Linked DNA regions of Homo sapiens: region 2 is linked to region 1. A link is an interaction called in ENCODE POLR2A ChIA-PET data of the cell type or tissue named here. Cell type or tissue: HepG2. All regions are shown on one strand. Each heading gives the region's core, and the rest is flanking DNA. Links, peaks and the distances in the headings are about the cores only. Region 1 overlaps ATG13 (autophagy related 13). Region 2 overlaps CKAP5 (cytoskeleton associated protein 5).

Region 1 (2,845 bases), core at 346-2,845:
ATCTACAGGTGGCAGCAGCCTTTCACCAGGGCTCCATCTGTGAAGAGTCTCAGCCATGACTTTGAGCTGAGCTTGGGAGAAGTAAAGCAACTGTTAAGGCCAGCCCTTGCCCCTCAGACCTGCCATGAAAGGAATGAGCCCTAGACTGACTCCTGCAGCACCCCCGGGACAGGCTGGGACCAGCTGTTTGTCTCCAGGTGTCAGAGTCCCTCCTCCTCCTCCAACCTCTCCAACCTACTTTGTTTGGAAATACCGAGCTACACTTCAAAATGTATTCAAGGGATTTCCAATAAATTTTTTTCTGTACTTTACAGCCTCCTGTCCTGTAGGTTGTCTGAAGACCTCGTAACCCCTTCCCCACCCCTGCCCCAGTGCAGGTCTGGGAAAGGGGAGAGTGGTGCGTTGTGAAGCGCAGAAAGACCTCAAGTGTCTGGGCAAGCCTGTTTTGAGTCGGGTGTGGCCTCTTAGGGGCTGTATACCCTGGGGTTTCCTGGGTCAGGAAACTTCTTAGTATTTCTCTTTCCCTGGTCCCCTATCAGGGGCTTGAATTTGAATATTCAGTTGGAGAATGCATTTAAAATACACCCATAGTAAAATCTCCATAAAATGCAGGCCACCGTTATCAGCTCTTTATTGCTCTTACATAACAACTCACCCTGGAGGGAAAAACAACAGTGCAAGGCAGGGAGTGCAGGGCTCCCCAAGCCATCTGGGGGATTTGTGGCTGAGCAAGCAGAAGAGAAGTAGCAGGAAGTTAAAGGTCCATGCAAGTTTGTTAGCTGCCTTGATCTGACTGGCGGTGCTTGAGCAGCCAGGAAGAGTAGAAGAGCCCCGGGGTATGCGTCCTGTCTGGCTCCTGGGGCCTGGGGCTGCAGGCCTCTCAACCCGGCCAGGGCCAGCCCCGCCTCCTAATTCTCCTAGTTTGTGACCATAGTTAGGGGAGGGAGCTGATTGGTGGAGACAACATCCCGGAGGTAGGGATGGTTCTAGAGGCAAAAGAGAACTGACAGAACTGGACAGCTGCTGTCTGGGTTGCTTCCCCACCCGCCTTCAGGCTGAAGCTAGGCCCAGGATTAAAAGGGCTGGTTAGAAAAGTCCAAATCCAGCCTATTCCTGGAGCCAGGAGCTCCTGATTATTAGTAAACCAGGTGACACTGATCATGTGGCCAGCCAGGACAGTTGCCCAATACCTGAGTCAGAAGTGACGAAAAGGCTGTTCTGGTGTTCCCCCTTCAATCAGGAACCCCCAATAACAAAGTTTTCAGTTGCCCCATGCCCAGCAATGGTGTCCTACCTCTTTAAAGCATCTCCCTACACTCTACCCCTGGAGGCCATCGTTGTTAAGGCCTTGGTAAATTGGCATTTGAGTCACTCAGCAGAGGCCCTGCCAGGAGCCCAACCCAAGTAAACAGTTTCCTCGCTCCTGTTTCCCTGGGTCACTGCCTCTCTATTCCAGCCACTCAGCTCTAGCTGAGCAGATCCAGAGAGAGAGGAGGCCCCCAGTGCCTGGAGGAAGGCCACCATTGTGGAATGGGACTTGCTTCTTGGGGCTGAGGCCCAATGTTTGTAATCACCATCTGTAACCACAGCCTGATCCTGCAGCTCTGGCCCTGCTCCCCCAGCCCGGACAAGCAAGGAGGAGAAAAACCAGGCCCAACTGGGGCCGCTATAGCCTCCTGATTGCCATTAGCAAGCAAGCAGCAGACACCTGGAACCTGACCACTATGGGAGGTGAAATTCTGGCCTACCTTCTCACCAACAAACCTGTCAAAAAAAAATGCGGTAAATAATCATCTTAACTTTTAAAGCAAAGCAAAACTTGCTTAAGAGAGGATAGGAGAACTGGATCTGTCACAGCCTCCGTGTGGGCCTGGCAGGTGGAAATGGCCTGGCCTCAGGCTGAGGGGTGGGCAGGAAGGGAGGACTCGGGCTGAGGGACCCTCTCCCAGCTGCTGTTGCATGAGGCTGGGGCTATCACACCATTCACCCATGACCACTGCACACTCGCGGTGTTAGATACGGTCTACATTTTTTTTTTTTTTTTTTTGAGGTGGGGTCTTGTTCTGTCACCCAGGCTGGAGTGCAGTGGTGCAGTCACGGCTCACTGCAACCTTGACCTCCAGGGCTCAAGCAATCCTCCCACCTCAGCCGCCTCAGTAGCTGGAACCACAGGCATGTGCCATCATGCTCGGCTAATATTTTTTTTTATTTTATTTTTGGTAGACAGGATCTTACTATGTGAGATCTAACTATGTCCAGGCTGGTCTCGAACTCCTGGGCTCAAGCAATCCTCCTGTCTCTGCCTCCCAAAGTGGTGGGATTACAGGTGTGAGCCACGTGCCTGGGGTGTCTGCATTATTTCTGATCCTCAAAGGAACCGTCTTCTGATGAAGCAGCAGCCACAGGGGTGGTGAGCCAGTGATGATGACTGTTAGCGGTGAGAGCTGGCACGTGAGGGAACGAGGACTCAAACTCTCGTGTGACTCCAGATCCCACACCATTGTCCATCACAGTCCACACCACTTTTCTTCCCCCTGCTTGCCTTAGATAAATCTAAGATCCCTTCAAACTTCCGGTACCTTCCAGTTGGGAAACAGGAGAGGCCCTGGTCATAGGATGCAGCACATGGTGGCCTGCTGGAATGCTGGGGGTACAAACAACGGGAAGGTGGCCGTGGACACCTCCATGCCTAGAAGCTGGTCAGGAAGCTGCCCTCATCACCACTCGAGTGCACAAGATGAGGAAGCGGCAGACGGACTGGGGAGGGGACTTCCTGAGGCCCCATCTGTTCCTCTTCCTCCACCGCACCACACTTCCCATCCAGTTTCCAACTTCCACACCCAAC
Region 2 (2,906 bases), core at 278-2,777, 67 kb after region 1:
AATCCCGTCTCTACTAAAAATACAAAAACTAGCCGGGTGTGGTGGTGGGCACCTGTAATCCCAGCTTCTCAGCTGCTTGGGAGGCTGAGGCAGGAGAATTGGCTGAACTCAGGAGGCAGAGGTTGTAGTGAGGAGAGAGGCATGCCACTGCATGCCATCCAGCCTGAGCGACACAGCAAGAGTCCCTTGCAAAAAAAAGAATCATAGAACTTCAAAGATACCCTTTCAGAGCACATTCTTCACGGTTACTGTTGGCAGAGGTCACAGGTGTGGGATGGAGCATGGCTCCGTCTTGAGAAGTCTCATCCATGAGCTCAGGGAAAGAATGAAGATCAACGTCTGCCTCAGGCACAGGATAGTGGAGTGGAGCAGGGAAACCCTGTGGCTACAGTACCTGGCCTAGGATCTTCTAACGTGGTTTTCCACGGGAAGGGACCTGAGATAGGGATCTTTAGCACCCTCCTCATAACGTTTTTTTTTTTTTTTCTCATTTTTCAACACATCAGAAAACAAACAGGACAGAGTTCCTTGGCCTCATTCTTTGGTTCTGGTTGACTGAAAGGCAGTGAGCTTGCAGGATTTGGCAGCCCAGGGCATCAACTCGATCAAGGGGGAAGGGATTCAGAATTACTTGTGACATGCAGGACCTGCTTTTTAAACAAGAACACACATTCTCATAAGTCTGTTTTCTTCCGACATAGCGGTCAGTGTTGTAAGCTCTAGGGACTTGGGTTTTTCCAGTCAGCTGTGCTAATTCCAGACAGGAGTACAGCCACTCTTTTTTTTCCTCTTCTTTTGTTTCCCTCCTCTTTTTTGAGACAAGGTCTTGCTCTGTTGCCCAGGCTGGAGTGTAGTGGAGTGATCACGGCTCACTGCAGCCTTGACCTCCTGGGCTCAGGTGATCCTCCCACCTCAGCCTCCCAAGTAGCTGGGACTACAGGCTTGAGCCACTATACCCAGCTAATTTTTGTATTTTTTTGGTAGAGCCATGTTGCCCATGTTGGTCTTGAACTCCTGGGCTCAAGTGATTCACCCACCTTAGCCTCCCAAAATGCTACGGTTGTATGAGTGAGCCACCAGGCCCAGCCTTTGTAGCCATTCTTTCTAAATATGTCTTTCCACTATAGCAGCAAACGCCTCCATCATCCCTTCAGTGAACAAATACCCACTCCCATGTTCCCACTATAAAGGAGAGACAAGTTTAATTTCAGGAGGCTCCGGGGCCACCTGAAAACGATGACTGGAACCTTTACAGGATTAATCTTCCATCAATCTTTCATTTCTTGGACATCAATTGAATTGAAGGTGGGCTACAATAGGAAAGTTCCTTTGAACTTTATAACTGCCCAAAATCTCCTCCTGAATCCAGAACCTTTTCATCCTGAAGAGTTTTTCTGACTGTGGAGGGAGGTCCTGTGGAATTTATTCCAGAGGTGAATACTCAGCTCACTTTCTCATCCTTACTCTGACTGAATGTGAAGCAACTGTTAGCCTGGACCAAAAGAGACTCATACAACCAAGCAGCAAACCACTAAGATTTCCCAAACTCCATTAGTCAAATGAACACAAATCTAGTTGTAGTGTGAGAACCACTGAAGCCCAGCCAATCTCTGGGCGCAATCTTGTGTGCCTTTGGTCAGCAAAGTGGTAGGATGCCCAAGAGCTTCTTGAAACGACTGGTGATAATTGGAGGGAAATCATGACCAAAATCTCAAAACAAGGAAGGATGAGATTTTTCTGCTCCCTAGGAGCTGTTTGTGGAGAGCAGGGAAGGAGAGTTCCTTCCATTCCAAAGGAATAAAAGACAGCTCCAAGTCTGTGAGCCAAGAAAAAGGGAAGCTCTGTAAGCAGTAATTAACCTTTCTCTAACTGGCTGAATACCCAGCTGGTACCAAAAGTTAAAAAATTGCTGCCCAACACTCCATGATATGGAGCATCTTGGGAGTCAGGTATAGTTAATGCAAACTTTATTTATAAAAGACTCTTAAATTAGTTGTATCATGCCATGCATTCATACAGAATACAGTGACCCTTCAGGGCGACAGAGAAGAGCTCACAAACTGAAAGGAAAACTATTAAAGAGTTTCTAATATTAACTATTAAAAAGCTAGGAAAGATTAGGACAATTTTACAAATGAGCAATTAAAAAGAAAAGAAAAGGATCTGGGAACTAGACTGAGCAGAGAGGGGGCAGCTGTTTACAAGTCTGTACACTAAACTCATCCACGGACAGTCTTCTAGAGCAGCAGGACGCTGACAGAGAGAAGCAGAGTATGTACAAATACTTGTGCCACAATGACTCCTCCCCCTAGCTCCACGGCATGATACATACAACCAGTTTGTATACACTAGGCCTGCTGAGGCCATTTTAAACTATGAGGACTTCTAGTTTAGTAAACTAAAGCTGCAGGGTGCCGGGGGAGTGGGGCAGCTTCATTTGCGACTGCTCTTTATTCTCTCCAGTCTTTTTTTCAAGTCGTCTATGTTAGCTGTGGAGGAGGAGGAGGTCACAGTTCCTGAAGAGTGAGTCTGGTTAGAATCCAGGTCTGAATGCTGGTGCTGCTCCCGTGACTCCCGGAGCTGAGAGAGTTTGCTGTGGAGCATGTCTGTGGAAGAGGCGACAGTAGGAACTGCTGGTTTGGAGAGCAAAGAGGTCAAAGGAGGTCGGTCATCTTGCTATTGAGAGAAGGAGAGAGATTGTCTAAGGTCAGGTCAAGCAGGTCAAGATGCAGCTCCAGAACTACAGCAAGACTAAGCCACTTCTCTGTGGGCCAGCCTGCCTCGGACCTGCTTGTGACTACCCTCCCTGAACTGCACAGAAGAAAAGGAGCAGTACCTTTGTGTTGTCCAGACCACATCGCTGTCGGAGGATCTTTAGCCTTTCCAAGTAGACAGATGGCCCCACT

What was found. Peaks named below come from ENCODE experiments on the same cell type or tissue, not always from the same donor. Only the 100,000 strongest peaks of a DNase experiment are listed, where the experiment ranks them.
Region 2: POLR2A ChIA-PET joins it to region 1 with 14 read pairs; 3 of 35 experiments call an interaction of 5 or more read pairs at or near these places.

The regions. Positions count from the first base shown.
Region 1 is chr11:46,674,208-46,677,052 of GRCh38, forward strand. It overlaps ATG13 (autophagy related 13), which reads left to right. Exons shown (of 19, transcript NM_001346311.2): 19 at 1-311. Among named protein-coding and RNA genes, the nearest start is that of ARHGAP1, 25 kb to the right of the region's middle. In HepG2, for the core only: no CTCF peak of the experiment used is centred there; DNase peaks (open chromatin) are centred at 944 and 1,304.
Region 2 is chr11:46,741,590-46,744,495 of GRCh38, forward strand. It overlaps CKAP5 (cytoskeleton associated protein 5), which reads right to left. Exons shown (of 44, transcript NM_001008938.4): 43 at 2,837-2,906; 44 at 1,459-2,676. The coding sequence ends at 2,434. Among named protein-coding and RNA genes, the nearest start is that of MIR5582, 10 kb to the right of the region's middle. In HepG2, for the core only: no CTCF peak of the experiment used is centred there; no DNase peak of the experiment used is centred there.